2 separate regions of the Homo sapiens genome follow, and region 1 is linked to region 2. Evidence: chromatin loops called from intact Hi-C (ENCODE). Cell type or tissue: K562. All regions are shown on one strand. Links, peaks and the distances in the headings refer to the core of each region. The heading gives the core; the rest is flanking DNA.

Evidence for each region. Hi-C counts contacts between places; a loop is a spot of excess contacts. Peaks named below come from ENCODE experiments on the same cell type or tissue, not always from the same donor. Only the 100,000 strongest peaks of a DNase experiment are listed, where the experiment ranks them.
Region 1: it touches region 2 in a loop (10-fold over the local background); 73 of 110 quality-filtered maps call a loop at or near these places.

What each region holds. Positions count from the first base shown.
Region 1 is chr1:234,593,829-234,604,301 of GRCh38, forward strand. It overlaps IRF2BP2 (interferon regulatory factor 2 binding protein 2), which reads right to left. Exons shown (of 2, transcript NM_182972.3): 2 at 10,441-10,473. Among named protein-coding and RNA genes, the nearest start is that of IRF2BP2, 11 kb to the right of the region's middle. RefSeq lists enhancers at 5,523-6,036, 6,037-6,550 and silencers at 6,094-6,623, 7,024-7,073, 8,959-9,128. In K562, for the core only: a CTCF peak has its summit at 4,298 (motif pointing right); a DNase peak (open chromatin) is centred at 4,293; H3K4me3 peaks cover 80 bases.
Region 2 is chr1:235,079,468-235,089,940 of GRCh38, forward strand. No RefSeq gene overlaps it. Among named protein-coding and RNA genes, the nearest start is that of LINC01348, 15 kb to the left of the region's middle. RefSeq lists an enhancer at 3,093-3,615. In K562, for the core only: a CTCF peak has its summit at 4,424 (motif pointing left); a DNase peak (open chromatin) is centred at 4,424.

The sequences.
Region 1 (10,473 bases), core at 2,910-5,409, 490 kb before region 2:
ACTGTTCTATGTCCACTTAGCAGAATCTTTCAAAACACAAAGAACTGCTGCTAACATGCTCCTAAGACTACCCAAGAAGCTGTTAAGTGAGTCTTGCCCTACCCGCACCGCCCTCTGTCTCTTCCCATGCCAGAAGGTGGAAGACCACAGTGACTGATCAGATGGCAGCAGCACCCACCTGTGACCCAGCAATCAGAATCAAGTCCCACCACTGTTGCAGGCTGAGCCTGAGCAAAGCAGTCCCTGCCACAAGGAGAACTGCTTCTTGCCTACTTTCTCCTGCTTTACCTTAAATCCCCCTAAACTCTGCACCTGTAAAAGCATCTCAAGACACATCACCCTTCTGATTGGGACTTTGATGTGGTTACCATACGCCCTCTGACTGCTTCTTTCTGTTTTTTTTTATCCAGGTCTGTCTGTGCGGACCCTCTGTCCTGGCTGAACAGCATTTGTGGGGTCCCTGTGTTTGCTCAACATCCCAAAGCCCCCTTAATTTTAGATCCGCTGAGCTCTGCTCTTTCTCTATCCTGCCTGGCCAGCCCCACCTCATGGCTGCTAGCCTCAGCATTCTCTCCCGAGGTAGACTGATTGGGTTTCCATTGTATCTTATAAATACATTGTTATGGCTCTTTTCTTATTTTCCATTACTTCTCACCATATTTCCCTTGTTGAGATTAGAAACTAAATTTATTCCTTTAACAAATATTTACAGCACACATGATCATGACAGTGGGTGTACTAGTCCGTTCTCTCATTGCTACAAAGAACCACCTGAGATGGGATAATTTATAAAGAAAAGAGGTTTAATTGGCTCACAGTTCTGTAGGCTGTACAGGCAGCATGGCTGGAGAGGCCTCAGGAAACTTAGAATCACAGCAGAAGGCAAAGAGGAAGCAGGCATATCTTACGTGGCGGGAACAAAAGGAAGAGAGAGACAAGGGGGAGGTGCTACACACTTTCAAACAACCAGATCTCGTGAGAACTCTATCACGAGAACAGCAAGGGGGATGGCACTAAACCATCAGAAACCATCCCCCATGATCCAGTCACCTCCCACCAGGCCCCACCTCCCACACTGGGAATTACAATTCAACATGAGATTTAGGTGGGGACACAGAGCCACACCATATCATTTGGGGTCACTTTGCCCTTCCTCATAGAGTTTATGGCAGCAGTCCCCAACCTTTTTGGCACCAGGGACTGGTTTCATGGAAGACAGTTTCTCCATGGACCTGACAGGAAAGGGGTTAATGGTTTGGGGATGAAACTGTTCCACCTCGGATCATCAGGCATTAGACTCTCATAAGCAGTGCACAACCCAGATCTTTTGAACGTGCAGTTCACAATAGGGTTCATGCTTCTATAAGAATCTAATGCCGTGGCTGATCTGACAGGAGATGGAGCTCAGGAGGTAATGCTCGCTCACCTGCCGCTCACCCGCCGCTCACCTGCCGCTCACCTCCTGCTGTATGGCCTGGTTCCTAACAGGCCATGGACCCATATGGGGCTGCAGGCTGGGGGTTGGGGATCCCTGCTCTACCGAATGCAGGGCCTAGGGTCTGGGGAGACAAAAACTTACAAATTAGTAAATAATATATAACATCTGATGAGACAAAGTACTAGGAAGAAAAATAAAAGAGGAACAGAGACTATAGAATGTGGAGTAGCTTAGCATGGATAATTTTATATAGTGTATCAAATATATTATGATAGCTGAATAGTGGCCCCCCAAGATGTCTCTGTCCTAATCTTCTGAACCTGTGAATATATGAAGTCACATGGTAAAAGGGATTTTGCAGATGTGATTAAATCAACCATTTTGAAATGAGATCATCCTAGAACTGCTTAGCTGGGCCCCATATAATTACAAGGATCCTCGTAAGGAGGCAGGAAGAGCAGTGATGATGGAAGCAGGAACTGGAGTGATTCAAGGAAGGGACCACAAGCCCAGGAATGCAGGTGGCCTCTAGAAGCTGAAAAGGCAAGGAAGTGGCATCTCCCCTGAAGCCTCCCGAGGAAACCAGCCCTGCCGACATCTTAATTTTAGATCATGGCATCCAGAACTGTAAGATAATCATTTGGTGTACTTTTAATTCACTGTTTGTGGGACGTTGTTATAGGAGCAAGAGGATGCTAATAGAGGGTGGTCAGGGAAGATCAGGGGACTGATCAGGGAAGATCACTCATCAGGGGACCTTGGCATAGAGACCTGAAGGAAATGAGGGAATGAGCTATGCATACATCTGAGGGAAGAGCATTCCAAGCAGAGAAGAGCCATGAGGTGGGAGCATGCTTAGCAAGGTCAAGGAATGCCAGGAAGCTGGCGTGGCTAGCATGAACAAGGATAGGAGCCATGTCTGGGAAATAGCATTGCCTTGATGGCCATTGTAAAGACTTTGGATTTGACTCTGAAGGAGATAGAAAGGCAAGAAAAGGATTTGAGCAAAGGAGAAACAAGATCAGATGAATATTTTTAGGGTTTATTCTGGCCGATGAACTGAGAATAAGTTGCAGAGGACAAGGGCAGAAACGGGAGGAACAGTCTGGAAGACTCTGCAACACCCTAGACAAGAAATGATGGCGGTGTCTAGTAGGTAGTGAGATGTGGTCAGATTCTGAATATATTTTGAAGGTAGAACCAAGAGGATTTGCTGATAGACTGGATGGAGAATGGCTGAGAAAAAATCCAAGTGAAAGACCACTCTAAGGTCTATGGCTCAAACAACTAGAAGATGGAACTGCCATTTTGTAAAATGGGAAAGACTGAAAGGGGACTGTGGTGCGGTGGTGTTGGGCGAGGGTGGGAGGGAGATCAGAAGTTCAACTTCAGACATATAAATGTGAGACGTCAATTAGATATTCAAGCGAACAACTGAGTAGGTAGCTGGATATACCAGGCTGGCACTCAAGGACGGAGGTCTAGGCTAGAGAAATAAATCTGAGAGTAAGCATATAATGTTATTTTAAAACCATATTTCTGGATGAGATTGCAGGGAGTAAGTGTAGACAGAGAGAGAGGAAAAAAAAAAACCATCTGAGGACTAAGCTTAGGGGCACTCCAACAAGTGAGACGATGAGGAATCAGTGAAAGAACAGCCAGTGAGGTTGCAGAATGAAGAAAGTGGTCTCTGGAAGCAAACTGAAGATACTGTTTCTTAATACCTTTATATTTAAGGTTAGAAAGAGGTGGAGCTGGAAGTTAAGAGTAAGCCGTCTGACCCCAGAGGCCATGTTATTTATCATGAGATATATGTGGGGAGTGAAAGAGCAAGTGAACCAATGAACAAATAAGTGAATGAATGAATGGCTATGGCCAGATGTTGGTTCCTTCATGTAATTTTTCCTCTCCAATCTCTCAACTCTTGCACATGCCATCTCTTTTCCTTTCATATTTGTTTATTTAACAATAAATATTGTTATTTATTTTAAAGTGTTTGTAGACATGGTGTCTCACTATGTTGCCCAGGCTGGTCTCAAGTGATCCTCCCACCTCGGCCTCCCAAAGTGCTAAGGTTACAGGTGTGAACCACCACATCCAGCATCTTTTCCTTCTTAACTGCTTACAATTCATCTTGTTCACGAAGAGTTTCAACCTAATTCCATCCATGTCCTCAACCCCTCAGCAAACATGGCCTAGATGAAGGATCTCTGGCTTGGTCTGGTCATTCCTTGAGACTCAGCTCAGCCAGTATTTGTTACTGAGACCTTGAATCATTTCTTTCCAGTGCTACAAATTTTGAGGCTGACAAACCCAACTCTTCATGACCTCTGAAGACTTATTCATGAATCCAGTGGCTCCTGTGTAAAGAAATATGATTTACAAGAAAATTAAATGATTTTTTTACAAACACAACGTTTTTACCAAGGCCAAAATCCAATGAAGATGCTCTTATTTCCCATTATACATCATTTTTATTGATTCCTTATTTAAACAAACCTTAACAAAAATGAAATATGTTCAAACATATTTTCAACCCACTCACCTCCAGCTGCTACCAGCCACACATATACCATCCTTGCTTTTAAAGTCATAAATGGAGTGAGGTAGACCATTTTGGTGGTTCATAGGCAGGCTGAGCCTTGAGTAAATGAATCTGAGCATAGGGTGTTTCAAGAAAAATATGCATATTCTTTTTTTGTGATATTTTTAGTTCCAATGAAACTATACATCCTCCAAGGTGATGATAACTTCGAGAATCTTCTGGTACTGTGATTGAAACCCAGTGAGTACTCTAGCTACAAGACACTGGCCTGAGACAATGCATTTTCTGTGATGACAGCAGGGGGAGCCCCTTCTCTCCAGTGTTTCAAAGCGATTTGCTATTATTCTGTTTAATATAATAACTGAAAGTCTCTATTTTGGGTGGTAGGCACTCACTGTGCCCAATCACCTAATGATGCCCTGTATGACAGCACCTTCTCATGTCTGGTTGATAAATGAAAAACCAGAAATCTGTCATAGAAATTACCTAATTTGATATTTTAGCCCCCTCTGAGGCAAGTACATCATATATATATATATATATATATATTTTTTTTTTTTTTTTTTTTTTTTAAGACAGAGTCTCACTTTGTCGCCCAGGATGGAGTGCAGTGTGGCGATCTCGGCTCATTGCAACCTTCGCTTCCCAGGTTCAAGTGATTCTCCTGCCTCAGCCTCCCAAGTAGCTGGGATTACAGGCATGCACCACGGCGCCCAGCTAATTTTTGTATATATAGTAGAGACAGGGTTTCACCATGTTGGCCAGGCTGATCTCAAACTCCTGACCTCAGGTGATCCACCCGCCTCGGCCTCCCAAAGTCCTGGGATTACAGGCGTGAGCCACTGTGCCTGGCCTATATTTTTTTTTAATAATTGCAAAACAGACACAAAAGCTAATTGAATTACCTGAGATGACTGCGCAAGTCCCAAGAACATCTGGAGATTTCCTGACCTTTATTCTAGTGGTTTTATCTGGGGGCAGAACTGGACAATTCTGAGGTGTTTTCAGAAAACCTTGAATTTGCATCTCTCAGCATAGTTCCCTCTCAAAGGTCTTTGTGAAGGAGCAGAGCCACTGAAATTGCATTGCTGCTGTGTTAAAAACAGCCACAGGAAAAGAGCAAGAATAATTTCCTAGGAATTGCATTTCAACCCGGAAAAGCTTCCAGATTCCTCAGTAACATATATAAAGAGCAGAGTGCATTGCATGATTTCCATCTCAAACTTCTAAATGGTTTTTGTGCCTATTATCTAGAAAGAAAAATATGTTGGTGAAGGAAGTCTTTGGGTAGGGTTGTGTCTAGGAATTCACAAGCCTGAAGCAAGGCTTTTTTTTTTTTTTCTAGCCTCCTATCCATTCACCGGTTCATTCACTTTTAAACAATCACTAAAACTATTACACAATACTTATTCCACAATCTAGTTGCTACTTCTGGTAGCCAGCACCCTGCCCCCCCAACTCCAAGGCTGGTGATGGAGAAATAGTTTAATGTCAGTTTTTTAAAGTGACAGGGGTCATGCTGTTCATTTTTTGAGAAAATACTGCAGAGTATTAAAGGGAATAATTAATAAAAATTAGCAGTTAACTAATTGGGTAGAACCTCAGGTGCACAACAATGCTATGATCAAAGAAAAACTTTTTTCTTCAAATTTAAATAAAAGTTTCTTGATAGAAAGTAAACTCATTTTCAGGCAGTCAGTTGTTAACAGTACTCTGGGCAGTTCCCATAGGGGCATGTCCTGAGGTTTGCTTAATAAATACATTTTTATTAGCATGCACCATCCATTAGTGCTAACACAGATGCTTCTTAAACACGCGTGTTTACTTCACCAGCACGGAACATTTGGCTTATTATAGCTGCAGCCAAAAAAAAAAAAAAAAAGCAGCATCATGATTTCCAAAAAGGGAGTGACATTTGATTTGGGGCAGCTCTTGTCATGCGCCATCTCCAACTTAGAAAATCCACCCTGTACAGCCCGGCCCGCGTCAGGGACCCTTGCAGGCGGCAGCCACGGCTGCTGCTGACGCGCGTTTGATCTTTTCTGGGCCACCGAGGGCTCGCCACACCCCTGCTCTGGCGCGCACGTTCCTCGCTCGGCCTCGCCCAGCAGGAGCCAGACCTTTTACTTTATTTGGTTCACCACGCGGTCTCTGCTCCAGAGAGCGCGCCGGCGGCGGCGCACTCGGGCCCTCGCGCGCACTCGCACATTCTTCCCCGGGAACGCGGGCGGGGGGCGCGAGGAGGTGGCCGGGCCCGGGCTGCGGTCCCTCTAATTATAGCCCGGCAGCTGGCGCGCTGGCTTGGCCTGGCGCTCGGGGCCAGGACTGGGCGGCGGAGCGGAGGGGCGGGGCGCACCGGGCCGTTTCCCGTTTCCGGGCCCGCGCCCCGCCCCGTCCCGTCCCGTCCCGTTCCGTTCCGTTCCGCCCCGCCCCGCCCCGCCCCGCCCGGGGTCGCGCGGCTCCACGTGCGCAGAGCCGGGCGCGCGGAGACTGCGCTGCTCCAGCCCGGGAAAAGTTCTAGAATAGAGGCGCGGCGCAAGTCAGGGGGCCGCCTTGGAAACCGCAGCAAGGGCTCCTTGTGGGCTCCAGGCTGTTGGAGAGTGAGGGAGCCTCCTCCCCTTTCCTTCCCGTGGAGTAAACAGAGCTTGGCAGGGCTGGAGGCTTTCTTCCTTTTAAAAAGTGCCATTCTGAACAACGATACAAAGTGAAAAAATAAATTTTTTAAAAAAGAAAGGGAAAAACTACAATTTGACCATTCTGACCAGCCTCCTTGTTCCAACTGGCCTCTTGATTTGTATAAAGATAATGGGGTCCGGCGGCCCCCTTGATGCATGAATTGCACGCTGGGCATAATGAACTTATTGTGCGAAAGCACTTTGGACTTCGGACTGTGTTCCTATGTCAGAATTTTACTGTGGTTTGTAAGATAAACTGGAAGGAAACAAACTCGTGGTTAACTCTTGTCAATACGTGTCTTGAACCAAGCAAAGTGACATTTCCTACCTGTGGCTTTGACTTTAAGCTGCACAAAAGGTAGGAGCTAGCCTCTCAGCTGTTCAAAGCCTAGAATGAGATGCCTGCTTAGTAGGTGTTAAATTATAACAGCAACAACCCATATGGTGCTTATTAGGAGAATAGTATTCCAAAACTTCTCTAATGACTGTGACCCTCCTGTGAAATTCTGATTTCAATTGTATATGGGGTACAATAAATCTTTATCTTTTATCACCAGAAAAGCTAATTGAACTGCTGTTTGCAGGCAGAAATAACAAAATGGGGGTAATGGGCTCTTAGCCTGGGCTAAGACTCTCAACAGCTTTTTTCTGTTTTGCAGCTCACACATACAGTCGGCTCAGGCAGACGGCCCAAGACAAGCCTGTGCCAAAGAAATGCTGATTTAGTCTGACCCAGACAATCTCTACTCCCACATGTCACTTCTCTGCAGAACTCTTACTAGTATGGCAAATACTTTAAAAATCATACAATAAAAGAAGGCAAAACCTCAGTAATTTGAGGTTCACTTTTAATAAACTCTTTCCATGCATTAAAATAAATTGAGGCCCTGAGCTCTGGCGAAATGTTTCCGGGTTTTTAATTCCCACCGCCCCCCCACCCCGGAGGCATAAATAGCCACATACGCAATTCAAAGTACTCTATTTGAACTAGTATAGGAAAGATGTTTTCTATAGATATTGCAGATAAATTTGCAATGACTTAAATATTTATCTGCTAAAGTTGCTGAGTGCCTCCACAACAAAACCGAACTCATTTTTTGTGCACGATGGGCATCTGAATGCTACCTGATGGTGATGATATAGAAATACTAATTGCTAAGTAAAAGTGGTAAGTGATGTGATCTACAGATTATGTAATGTAGTTCATTTCCCCCAAAATGTAAACTATATTTAGAAATATTCAAATGTGACATTATTACCCTATACAGGATGTCTTATCTCAGCATCAAGGGCGTCTGTAGAGCTGCTGGAGGAGGCTCTTTAGATTACGCAATCTAACTTCTGACAGCCCATTCAAAGGATGAGAACCGGTGCCTTGAAGCTCTCAATTTAAACTAGGAATCCTGTAGTCTAGTCTCTAGACTTATCTGACCTAGGCAGAAATCATCTCCTAGAGGCTTTTCATGGCTGATTTTGTGATGTTTTACTTGCACTGAAGATTTATTATTCCATGTTTTGAGTTAGTGTTATACAGTGCCATTCTATATATTTTCCAAATAAATGTTTGTCTTACAGAAGAAACTGTTTATACCATTCTAATAGGGTTGTTTAATAAGGAAATTTTACTCAGTTGGGTTTTGGATTAAAAATAAAAGAACAGCTTTTAAGATACAATGTCTAAATGATTCTCAATAATGATCTGTCTATGGTATAGTTACTTTTTGTCCTAAAATACCTTTTCTGTGGGTTGTATGGATTGTTTTATGTTGTGCCAGGCAGATGTGCATAATTTTCTGATTAAAACCAGTGCAAATACAGACTTCATATTCTATAATCTTTTAAAGAGACAAGTTACACTTCAAATCAAACAATCAGAGAGCTGTTTCAAATCAAGCATTTTAAGTTAAGTTGTATTGACATGGGGAGGGAGCAGATGACACACCTAATGAGTTAAAACAATGTTCACTGTTAAATTAGGTATAAATTAATGTAATAACTAGGGGTAGTGTGGGTATCCCTGACAAATTATGGATTTATCTGAGGATTAATGGAGGAATCCACAGATAATCCATAAATCTACCCATTTTCTATCTTCTAACCGCTTAGCGAGTAATTTATAAATTGTCTATTTGTGTGCTTTTTAAGTTACAGTGAGGGGTTCAGACATATTAAGGAAAATGCAGGCTGTCAAGAGAAACAGCAACAAGGGATCTATAGAGTTTGTAATCTGGAAAGTCACACCCGTAATTTTTATTTGATTGTAGTACCATTGCTGTCAGAGGCCTAACCAGTGGCACTGAAGGAGTTAAAACAGTCCCCACCCCCACTCCCGATTTCTAGAACCCCACGATAAATTGGGTAAATATGTATTCCATTCATTGGTGCATCTGACCTTGGTCTGTGACAGAGGAAAGGCGTGTCTTCTCATACTGTTCCCTATGAACAAAAGGCAAGCAAATGAGGGTGACTCAGGACTTCTCATGGCCTACACACAACTGAACATTTTTCTGAATGATTCCACGTATACACTTAGGAATCAGGAAGAGAAACATTTTACTCTTCACTAACCAAATAAAACCATCTATAAATCATATGCAAAACAACTTTTGAGTAAAGAGGGACTTAAAAGTCTAGGAATTAAAAAAGGATTTCCATAGTTTCCTTTTAACTCTCCCCCAACTCCCCTTTGGGGAATAAACAAAGACATCTGCCACATCAAGAGTCTGGTTTGTTTTCTTAACTGAAAACGAAATGCAGTCATTAAAGTATATCTTTGGGAAGAGGTTTTGAAATGTTGAGAATTACTTCTACAAGCTGCACTATTTTCAATTTCACTAAAAATAAAATTTAGCATTTTTGTTACAAAAACATAGTTCATCCTATTTCTTTTAACCTAGTTATTACATGAAAAATTGTTTATCATCTGTAACTTGCTAAGAATATGGTTTCTTGAAAACCTTAAATGGACTAATAATGAAAAACTATTAAAATATATATAGTGATGGGCCCCTCCTAGTTACCAGACCACCCTAGTGTAAATATATTCAAGTACACATTCACTGTTGCTGTTTAATTTAAAACATATAGTAACTCTATGTATATCCTAGCCTCCAACTCTTTATGAGTTTCACAACTTCCTTTCATAGAGAAGTCTGCCAAGCCATTAATCAATAAAAAGAGTAAAAGCTGCAACATCTAGGAAATTTCTTATTATATGAGAGTAGCCAGTAAAATGTGTCTCAGTGCTTTCTACCTTTTATCTCTATTTATAAATTTAAGTTTCAGGATATCAATAAAGCTCATACATGGCTTTGGCTTTTTTCATTCCTAAGCTTTCCAAAGTATAAGGCTTTTTTTTTTTTTAAATCCCTTTTGTCTTTAGCGCATTTCCTATGGCCCAACGTAGCTGTTTTATTCCAAAGCTTTTCAAAGAGCAGCTCCAGGTCTTGAGAGTCTTTCCAGTGTCGTCACTATCTTCTCTTTCCAATCTACCATTGCAGAATGGCTGGTTCTGCTGCTAGTTGAAAAATAAACAAATGCTTTCTAGCCGTACTTTGTTCAGCTCTTTTATCTGTGTCCCCTATCCAGTTGCCCTTTCCGCAGTCCCTGGCACTTCTATTTTATACCATCAGTTGCCTTTTTGTTCCATGTCTTTTATCTCCTGAAGTTCAGGCAAACCCCAACCCCAAACCCACACATCCTTTAGTCACATTGCCATTAGTGATTAAAACAATAGCCATTCTAAGCTTGCTTTAGAAAATTAAAAAAGGCCTCAGAAAATGTTCAGTGCTCCCAATTTTATTTTTATTTAATGC
Region 2 (10,473 bases), core at 3,358-5,857:
ACACACTCATCTGCCAGTTTTCTCACTGACCTGGGATAGGGACTCCACTTACTTCCCTCCTCCACCATGGGCTTAATAAAGACAATAATAACCTGCTTTGTAGCTCTCCTGGGGGTGACTAATTGGTTAATCTTGGGAAGGCCCTTTGAAGATGAGAAGCCGGTATTACTCACGGGGTTGAAGGCATGCACCTGCCCCAGTCTGGGCCTGAGTCAGCAGAGAATGGCCTCCCACCTGCAAGCAGGCTGGGAGAGCTGGCCGGGGCCTCTGCTCAAGGTCAAGGTTGGCCAACAGAGGGGTGTGGAGCACACACCTGGCACCTGTGGGAGGAAACCAAGAGGCCTTGGCGGCCTGCGCTGGGTGAGCCTTTCCAACTCTGGGAACTGTGCCCCATCAGCATTTGCAAGGTGTAATAAGCCTTCCAGTAACTCTGCCAAGAGGGCAGCACATGTCAGGAATAGCAATCGAGACAGTATTTCCTGGTAATTGTTTGGGGAAAATGCTTTTCTCATAGCAAAGCCCTCCCATTTTCTCCTTCCTCTGGAGGAAGGGGAGCCAGGGGAGGTAAGTAGGGCATAGAGCTGTGGGGCCTGAGATTTAGGATGCAAGCTGTGGGCAGCGGGGCTCTCTTCTTAAACAGCTCATGGGTATCCTCAGCCTGTCTCCTACTCATCTCTCCAAGGAAAAGGAAGTGGCAGCAAGAACTGGGAACCACCTAAATAAATTAAAAATAGAACTACCACATGATCCAGCAATCTTCCTTTTGGTTATATACCCAAAAGAGAGAAAATCACCACCTAGGAGAGGTAGCTGCACTCCCGTGTTCACAACAGGCAAGATAGGGAAGCAACCTAGATGTCCATTATGGACAAATGAGTAAAGAAAATGTGTGCACTCAACAGGAATGGGGAAAGAAAGAATGAAGAAAGAGAGAAAGGAAGGAAAGAGAAGGGAAGGGAGGCAGGCAGGCAGGAAAAGAAAGAGAGAGAAAAAGAGAAAGAAAGAAGAAAGAAAGAAAGAAAGAAAAAGAAAGAAAGAAAAGAAAGAAAGAAAGAGGCTGGGTGCGGTGGCTTATGCCTGTAATCCCAGCACTTTGGGAGGCCGAGGTGGGCGGATCACCTGAGGTTGGGAGTTCGAGACCAGCCTGACCAATATGGAGAAACCCTGTCTCTACTAAAAATACAAAATTAGCCAGACATGGTGGTGCATGCCTGTAATTCCAGCTACTCAGGAAGGCTGAGGCAGGAGAATCGCTTGAACCCGGGAGGCGGAAGTTGCAGTGAGCCGAGATGGCACCATTGTACTCTAGCCTGGGCAACAAGAGCGAAAAAAAGAAAGAAAGAGAGAGAGAGAGAGAGAGAGAGAGAGAGGGAGAGGGAGAGGGAGAGAGAGAGAGAGAGAGAGAAAGAAAGAAAAGAAAGAAAAAGGAGGGAGGGAGGGAAGGAAGGAAGGAAAGAAGAAAGAAAGAAAGAAAGGGAAGGAAAGAAGGAAGGAAGGAAGAGGAAGGCAGGCAAGCAGGCAAGGAAAGCAAGGAAGAGTGGGTGTGGTGGCTCACACCTGCAATCCCAGCAGTTTGGGAGGTCTAGGCAGGCAGATCGCTTGAGGCCAGGAGTTCAAGACCATCCTGGGCAACATGGTGAAACCCCATTTCTACTAAAAATACAAAAAATAGCCAGGCGTGGTGGCGCATGCCTATAATCCCAGCTACTCGGGAGGCTGAGGTACAAGAATCTCTTGAACCCAGGAGGCAGAGGTTGCAGTGACCCAAGATTGTGCCATTGCACTCCAGCCTGGGTGACAGAGCAAGTCTCTGTCTCAAAAAAAAAAAAAAAGGAGATCCACAACAAGAATGAACATGGAGGGAGGATAGGAAGGGTATTATGCTGAGTGAAATAAGCCAGACACAGAAAGACAAATACTGCACAGCCTTGCTTACAGGTGGAATCTTTTTTTTAAAAAAAGCCAAATACACAGAGATGGAGAATAAGACAGTTGTTACCAGTATTGGGGGTGAGGCAGAGGAAATGGGGAGGTGAATGCGGAAGGACACAAAGCAGCAACTATGCAGGATGAACAAGTGGAAAGATCTGATGTACAATATGAAGACACACTTAGTTAACAGTGTACTGTATCCAACATCTTTGCTAAATGAGTAGATTATAGTTGATTGTAGCTGCTCTTACCACAGGGGAAAAATACGTACCTATGAGAGATGACGGCTATGTTCATTTGCTCCACTCTGGTAACTGTTTTACTATATGTACATGTACCTCATAACATCACATTGTATACCTTAAGTATACACAATAAATTTTGAAAAAAAAAAAAAAGGGGCTGGGCGCAGTAGCTCATGCCTGTAATCCCAGCACTTTGGGAGGCCAAGGTGGATGGACTGCTTGAGGTCAGGAGTTGGAGACCAGCCTGGCCAACATGGTAAAACCCCATCTCTACTAAAATACAAAAATTAGCTGGGCATGGTGGCGCACGCCTGTAATCCCAGCTACTCGGGAGGCTGAGGCAGGTGAATTGCTTGAACCCAGGAGGTGGAGGTTGCAGTGAGCCGAGATAGCACCACTGCACTCCAGCCTGGGTGACAGAGACAGACTCTGTGTCAAAAAAAAAAAAAAAAAAAAAACTCATGCCTGTAATCCCAGCACTTTGGGAGACTGAGGCAGGTGGATCACCTGAGATCAGGAATTCAAGACCAAACCCCTTCTCTACTAAAAATACAACAATTAGCTGGGCGTGATGATGCATGCCTGTAGTCCCAGCTACTCAGGAGGCTGAGGCAGGGGAATCACTTGAACCCAGGAGGCAGAGGTTCCAGTGAGCCAAGATCACGCCACTGCACTCCAGCCTGGGCAACAGAGCAAGACTCCATTTAAAAATAAAAATAAAAAAAGAGAGGGCCAGGCGCAGTGGCTCACGCCCAAAATCCCAGCACTTTGGGAGGCCGAGGCAGGTGGATCACCTGAGGTCAGGAATTTGAGACCAGCCTGGACAACATGGTGGAACTCCTTCTCTACTAAAAATACAACAAGGAGGCTGAGGCAGGAGAATCACTTGAACCCGGAAGGCGGAGGTTCCAGTGAGCTGAGATCATGCCACTGCACTCCAGCCTGGGCAACAGAGTGAGACTCCGTTTCAAAAATAAATAAATAAATAAAAAAGAGAGGGCCAAGCGCAGTGGCTCATGCCTGTAATCCCAGCACCTTGGGAGGCCAAGGCAGGTGGATCACCTGAGGTCAGGAATTCGAGACCAGCCTGGCCAACATGGTGAAACCCCTTCTCTACTAAAAATAAAAAAATTAGCTGGGCATGGTGATACGTGTCCGTAATCCCAGCTACTCAGGAGGCTGAGGCAGGAGAATGGCTTGAACTCGGGAGGCGGAGGTTGCAGTGAGCCGAGATCGTGCCACTGCACTCCAGCCTGGGTTACAGAGTGAGACTCTGTCCTCCTCCCCACCAGCCACCCCCACCCCCCACTGCAAAAAAAAAAGAAAGAGAGGCCAGGTGTGGTGGCTCATGCCTGTAATCCCAGCACTTTGGGAGATTGAGGTGAGAGGATCTGGCTTCAACCCAGAAGTTACCAGCCTGGGCAATCTAGTGAGACCCCATCCCTCCGAAAAAACTAAATATTAGCCGGGTGTAATGGCATGTACCAGTAGTAAACTCCTGGCAGGAGGACTGCTTAAGCCCAGGAGTTTAAGGTTGCAATGAGTTATGATGGCACTGCTGCACTCCAGCCTGGGTGACAGAGCTACAGAGAGAGAGAGAGACAGAACTGAGAACCAGAAGAGGCTAAAGCAAGTAGAAGAAGGCAAGCGTCCCTTCAGACCACGCCTCCACCCACCCTTGACCCTGCGAGAGGGATTTAGACACAGTGGCAGCTGGGAAGCCAAGAACAGAACACATTAAGCCTTGCAACCTAATGCCAAGATTCCGCCCGAGAGACCCCATTTCCTGCCCTCTCTGCACATTCCTTCCATTCCTCCCAAGCACCTTCTCCCACTGCTATTTTCTTCTTTCTTCTAGAAAACAAGTCATGTGGCCAGAAGGATGTCAGGCACTTCTGCTTTCTCTTTTAGATTCCCGGGTTCTTATAAGGTTTTCCTGGCCTTCTCTCTGCCTGCAAAGCCCCTGGCACCGCAGAGGCCCCCAAAACACACAGGATGATAAAGCTCTAGAGAGACAGGATGGAAGCCTGGGTGCATGAGTGCGGGAAAGAGGGCACAGGGGCTACTAAATCTTTGCCCAGATGGCGGGGCGGGGCTGGGGGAGCAGAGCAGCAGCAACAGGCTGTGAAGTGATTTTGTTCTGTTCAGTTAGGAAGGAGGTGGGTGGAAATGACAGTTTGGAGCCGATCAGAACAGAGGAAACTGTTTCAGGAGAAGCTGCCTCCCTTCTCCAGTTCTAACAGTGCCATCAAGCGGCTCGAGGAGCAGGCGCAGGGCAGTGCCTCCAGACAACCTGAGCTGACCCCTCAGCAGAGGAGCACGAGGCTGGGCAGAGGGGCAGCTCTCAGCACCCTGCCTGTGGCAAGGGCCAGTCTTCAGCCTCCCAGACAGATGGCCAAACACCTTTCCCTAGAACGATCTGCAAGGAGGTGGGTAAGGTATCTCCCCAGTTGTAGGAATAATGCACAAGCACCTTGATGGATACGGACAGTCAAGTTTATCAAGGTCCTGCGAGGCGCTTCACTGGAACACACTGGGACAAATGCCATCGTCCTGTAAAAGGCGCCAAAGCACATTTTCAACCTGAGACGTGGTCAGTCACCAGGGCAAGCCTGTCAATGCCATCAGGCCCTTGTTGATTGATGTTCAAAGGAGAGCAGAGGACAAAGAGGACAAAAGGGCGCTGGGCAAAACCAGCTGTGACCAGCACACCAGGGGGAAGGCTCATAGGATCCTCCAAGCTAAATTTATTGTTTCACCTACTTCACTCGCATTCCTTTTTGAATTCTGCAAATCAAAATCTATTCACCTAAGAAATACAAGGCTGGGCACGCTGGCTCACGCCTGTAATCCCAGCACTTTGAGAGGCCGAGGTGGGTGGATCATACAGTCAGGAATTCGAGACCAGCCTGGCCAATATGGTAAAACCCTGTCTCTACTAAAAATACAAAAATTAGCTGGGCTTGGTGGCGCATACCTGTAGTCCCAGCTATTCGGGAGGCTGAGGCAGGAGAATCACTTGAACCCAGGAGGCAGAGGTTGCAGTGAGCTGAGATCACGCCACTGCACTCCAGCCTGGGCGACAGAGCAAGACTCCATCTCAAATAAATAAATAAATAAATATAAAAATTAGCCAGGGTGGTGGTGCACACCTGTAATCCCAGCGACTGGGGAGACTGAGGCAGGAGAATGGCTTGAACTTGGGAGGTGGAGGCTGCAGTGAGCTGAGATCACGCCACTGCACTCCAGCCTGGGTGACAGAGCGAGACTCTGCCTCAAAATAAATAAAGAAGGAAACAAAAGACTTTCTCAGCAGTTGTGTGTCTGGATAACCGCAAATGAGGAGGAGGTGGACAAGGAGGAGGGAGAACATTCTACAAGGAGCCCAGGACCCTAGGGTGGGTCCAAGCGCTGACATTAAGTCACTGTGCACCTCTGAGGAGGTAGCCTCACTCTCTCAGCCTCATGTTTATCAGGTGTAAAAACAGAGGCTTAGAACGAGATCCATAGTTTTCTTTTTTTTTGAGACAGAGTCTCACTGTCTTCCAGGCTGGAGTGCAGTGGCGTAATCTCTCTCACTGCAACTTCTGCCTCCTGGGTTCAAGTGATTCTCCTGCCTCAGCCTCCCGAGTAGCTGGGACTACAGGCACACGCCGCCATTCCCGGCTAATTTTTGTATTTTTAGTAGAGACAGGTTTCACCATATTGGCCAGGCTGGTCCTGAAATCCTGACCTCAGATCCACCCTCCTTGGCCTCCCAGAGTGCTGAGGTTACAGGCGTGAGCCACTGCATCTGGCCAGATCCATGGTTTTCTTTTTTTGTTTTTTGTTTTTTGTATTTTTTTGAGATGGAGTCTCACTCTGTCACCAAGGCTGGAGGGCAGTGACGTGGTCTTGGCTCACTGCAACCTCTGCCTCCTAGGTTCAAGCGGTTCTCCTGCCTCAGCCTCCAGAGTAGCTGGGATTACAGGCACCTGCCATCACACCTGGCTAATTTTTTGTATTTTTAGTAGATTCGGGGTTTCACCATGTTGGCCAGGCTGATCTCGAGCTCCTGACCTCAGGTGATCTACCCACCTCAGCCTCCCAAAGCACTGGGATTGCAGGCACGAGCCACCACGCTCAACCAGATCCATGGTTTTCAAAACCACAGCTCCTCAGACCCCAGGGGAGGGGAGGAGCTAACTGGATGGACTTTGGCCCCCATCTCAGTTTACCAGAACAATTCATTCATTCTTCTTTCATGTTTCGCGTTTAGGTTAAGATTTTATTTGAACAAAGTGTTCTGCAGTCTTGTGGGCACTTTTGGAGGGATCTGCCCTGCCCATGGCTCTCAGAACTGTCCCCCATGCCCACAGAGTTGACCTGAGGTCAGGAGTTCGAGACCAGCCTGAGCAACATAGTGAAACCCTGTCTCTACCAAAAAATACAAAAATTAGCCGGGCATGGTGGCCTGCGCCTGTAATCCCAGCTACATGGGAGGCTGAGGTGGGAGGATTGCTGGAGCCCGGGAGGTTGAGGTTGCAGTTAGCCTTGATCAGGTCACTGCACTTTAGAATGGGTGACAGTAAGACCCTGTCTCAAAAAAAAAAAAAAAAAAACTTAAATTAAAAGCAAAATGTTCAGTCAGGCGTGGTGGCTTACACCTGTAATCCCAGCATCTTGGGAGGCCGAGGCAGGCGGATCATGAGGTCAGGAGATTGAGACCATCCTGGCTAACACGGTGAAACCCCGTCTCTACTAAAAATACAAAAAATTAACCGGGCATGGTGGCAGGCGCCTGTAGTCCCAGCTACTGGGGAGGCTGAGGCAGGAGAATGGCGTGAACCCGGGAGGTGGAGCTTGCAGTGAGCCGAGATCGCGCCACTACACTCCAGCCTGGGCAACAGAGCAAGACTCTATCCCAAATAAATAAATAAATAAATAAATAAATAAATAAATAAAATGTTCAATACAGCATATCATATAATGACTCAGTAAATATTAATGTTTTTATCACTTCCATTGTTGATATATTCAAAAGTTGTTTGTAAATCATTCATGTTTTCCTGTTGCTATAAAATTAAATTTCAGAAATATCATGGACTACACCTACCAATAATACTATAAATTTTAATTTCAAAACTATTTTCTTATTCATATCTACTTGGACTATACCTACCAATAACATCTAATGCTTTTCTTTAAATTTATTTGTCCTAAAAACTTCCATCCAAGGACTTACATATTTGTAGATAGGCTAATTTACTCATTTGTCCACTTAATCTTTTTTTTAGATGCTCTGAGATTTACCAAAGAAATAGATGGCAAAAATCCCTTCACTAAGCGTTTCCAGGGTAGAATTTGAAGAAATCATAATTTTAAGTGTATATTTCGTAAATTAGGTTTCTTAGATTTGAGGTCACCTGAGTTCCCACAGTAAGAGATCAAAGACTCATATATTACCAATATGAGAAAAGGCCTCCAAAATTTGCATTTGTCACACTTTGGGTCACAGCCCAGTCGTGGGACCTGAAATCAATTTAATAGATCAGAACCAGCATTTTAGATTTTTTTTTTTCTTTTTTGAGACAGAGTCTTGCTCTGTCACCCAGGCTGGAGTGGTGCGATCTTGGTTCAATGCAACCTCCGCCTCCTGGGTTCAAGCGATTCTCCTGCCTCAGTCTCCCGAGTAGCTGGGATCACAGGTGCCTACAACCACGCCCAGCTAATTTTTGTATTTTTGTAGAGACAGGGTTTCACCATGTGGCCAGGCTGGTCTCGAACTCCTGACCTCAGGTGATCCACCCGCCTCGGCCTCCCAAAGTGCTGGGATTACAGGTGTGAGCCATCAGGCCTGGCCTAGAATTTTTTTTTTTTAATTAGAATATGTCACATGCAGTAAAACTAAGTATTGTTTTGTACAAATGGATATCAACCCTGTAAATGTGTGTGCTGAGTGAAGATGTCAAACACCCCCTCGGCCAGGCGTGGTGGCTCACACCTAGAATCCCAACACTTTGGGAGGCTGAGGCAGGAGAATCGCTTGAGCCTAGGGATTTGAGACCAGCCTGGGCAACATAATGAGACCTCGTCTCTACAAAAAGAAATTTTTTAATTAGCCAGGCATGATATTGCGCACCTATAATCCCAGCTACTTGGGAGGCTGAGGTGGGAGGATCACTTGAGCCTGGGAGATTAAGGCTGCAGTGAGCGGTGATTGCCCCATTGCACTCCAGCCTAGGTGACTAAGAGAGACCCTATCTCAAAAAAAATTGAAATTAAAATTTGTAAACCACAAAAACTTACCTCTCACTGCGGGTCTCAGTCAACACAGCCTGCCAACGCTCTCACACAACCATTTGACCCGCCCCTTCTGTTCCTCAGTCTTCAACCCAACCTAACACACATGCAACCTCACCCCAGGACACCTGTGCATCATTGCACCTGCCCAGGATTTCATCAGCAGCCTGGACACTGGCAGAATGGTAGGAATGTTTAAGGCTGACCCAATCATGGCTTCCTCACCTCGGAGTACTGCCTCTGCCAGGGCCCTTCCTGCCACATTTGATTCCCAATACACATCCGTTTGGTTTTTGTTTTATTGGGTTTTGAGTTTGTTAGGGGGAGTGGGAGAGGGGTGCAGGTGGCTGGTAGACCAGTAGAGTTCAGGAAGCCGGCTGTTAAACCCCTGGTCACTTTTGGTCAAGCTAGTGCTGGGCTTGGAGCTGGAGGCTGGAGGCTGTTCAGCACTCACCATCCTTACAGACACAAGCGGTCAAGAGGGTCCTCACTCATTACCACCTTTAATCTCCAGTAGTCCACTGGCAATCTCTGTCAGCTCTGGCCATGTGTATGAAATAGCAGAGAATCTAGCTGAAAAATGATTTTTTTGTCTGCATGATACAAAATAATCATTTTACCTAATCTTTTTTCTTCACTCACATGACTGAACCACAAGATTGCTTTTGGCATCGTGTAGAGTAGACCTTGCAACTCAGAGCATGGAGCAAGGAGCTGCAACGCCAGCCTCGCCTGGGAGGCTGTGAAAAGGCAGAATCCTGGGTCCAGTCTAGACCTAAGGATTCAGAATCTTCATTTTAGCAAGACTCCACAGGAAATTTACGCACACGTTAAAGTTTGAGGCGCAGTGGCATAGTTCTTATGCTGGCTGAAGTGCTGTTTTCATTAAGATTCATATCCAATTAGCTTTGGCCACAGGTGCTATTTTTGCAGGTATGCAGCGCTCTTGCAGGCCACTGGGACCTGCTGGGGTCTGGAGTGCCGCCTTCCGCTTCCATCATAGACCCAAGATTCAGAAATGCTAGCTCAGCTGAGTGAGGTGGCTCATGCCTGTAATCCTAGCACTTTGGGAGGCCAAGACAGGAGGATTGCCTGAGGCCAGGAGTTCAAGACCAGCCTGGTCACCATAGTGAGATCCCATCTCTACAAACAAACAAAAAAAATCAGCTGGGTGTGGTGGCGCATGCCTGTAGTCCTAGCTACTCGGGAGGCTGAGGCACGAGGATCACTTGAGCCTGGGAGTCTGAGGCTGCAGTGGAGCTGTGATGGCACCACTGAACCCCATCCTGGGCAACACAGTGAGACCCTGTCTCTAAAAATAAATAATGAATGAATGAAATGCTGGCTCACTAACAGCTGCTGGGCTTCGGCCACGTTTCCATCCCTCCGCAGTGAAATTGTCAGCGTGAGATCTGTCCTTTCCTGGCAAGCGCTGTCTTTCACTCTGGTTTTATTCTCTTCCTCCTACTTTTCTGGCGTTTAAATCTGCTTTGTTGTAGGACATGAGAGTGCCTGTGATTGTAGACATCATTTTGTTTGGTTTTGTTTATGTCTTCACTAGGCAAAATAACACTTGATTACCTATGTCTACCCTGTTGTTTTCAGTTTTCTAGCCTACGAATCCAAAAGTCTGGGAACAACTAGTAAAAATGAAACCGGCAGGGTGTCTTGCTGAAACCTGTGCGGCTAAAGCAGAATTGGAGTGTGGTGTGCCACCGAAGATTTGGGGTACAGCAGTGTTTGCGCCATCATTCAGAGTGCTGGAAACTAAAAGGGGCCCACTCTGTGAGAAAGAGGCACAGAAAGACAGCGGCACAGCTGGAAGGCGGCACTCCAGACGCCAGCAGGTCCCAGTGGCCTGCAAGAGCGCTGCGTACCTGCAAAAATAGCACCTGTGGGCAAAGCTAACTGGATATGAATCTTAATGAAAACAGCACTTCAGCTAGCATAAGAACTATAGGAAGACAGGCCAGGCACAGTGGCTCAGCACTTTGGGAGGCTGAGGAGGGTGGAT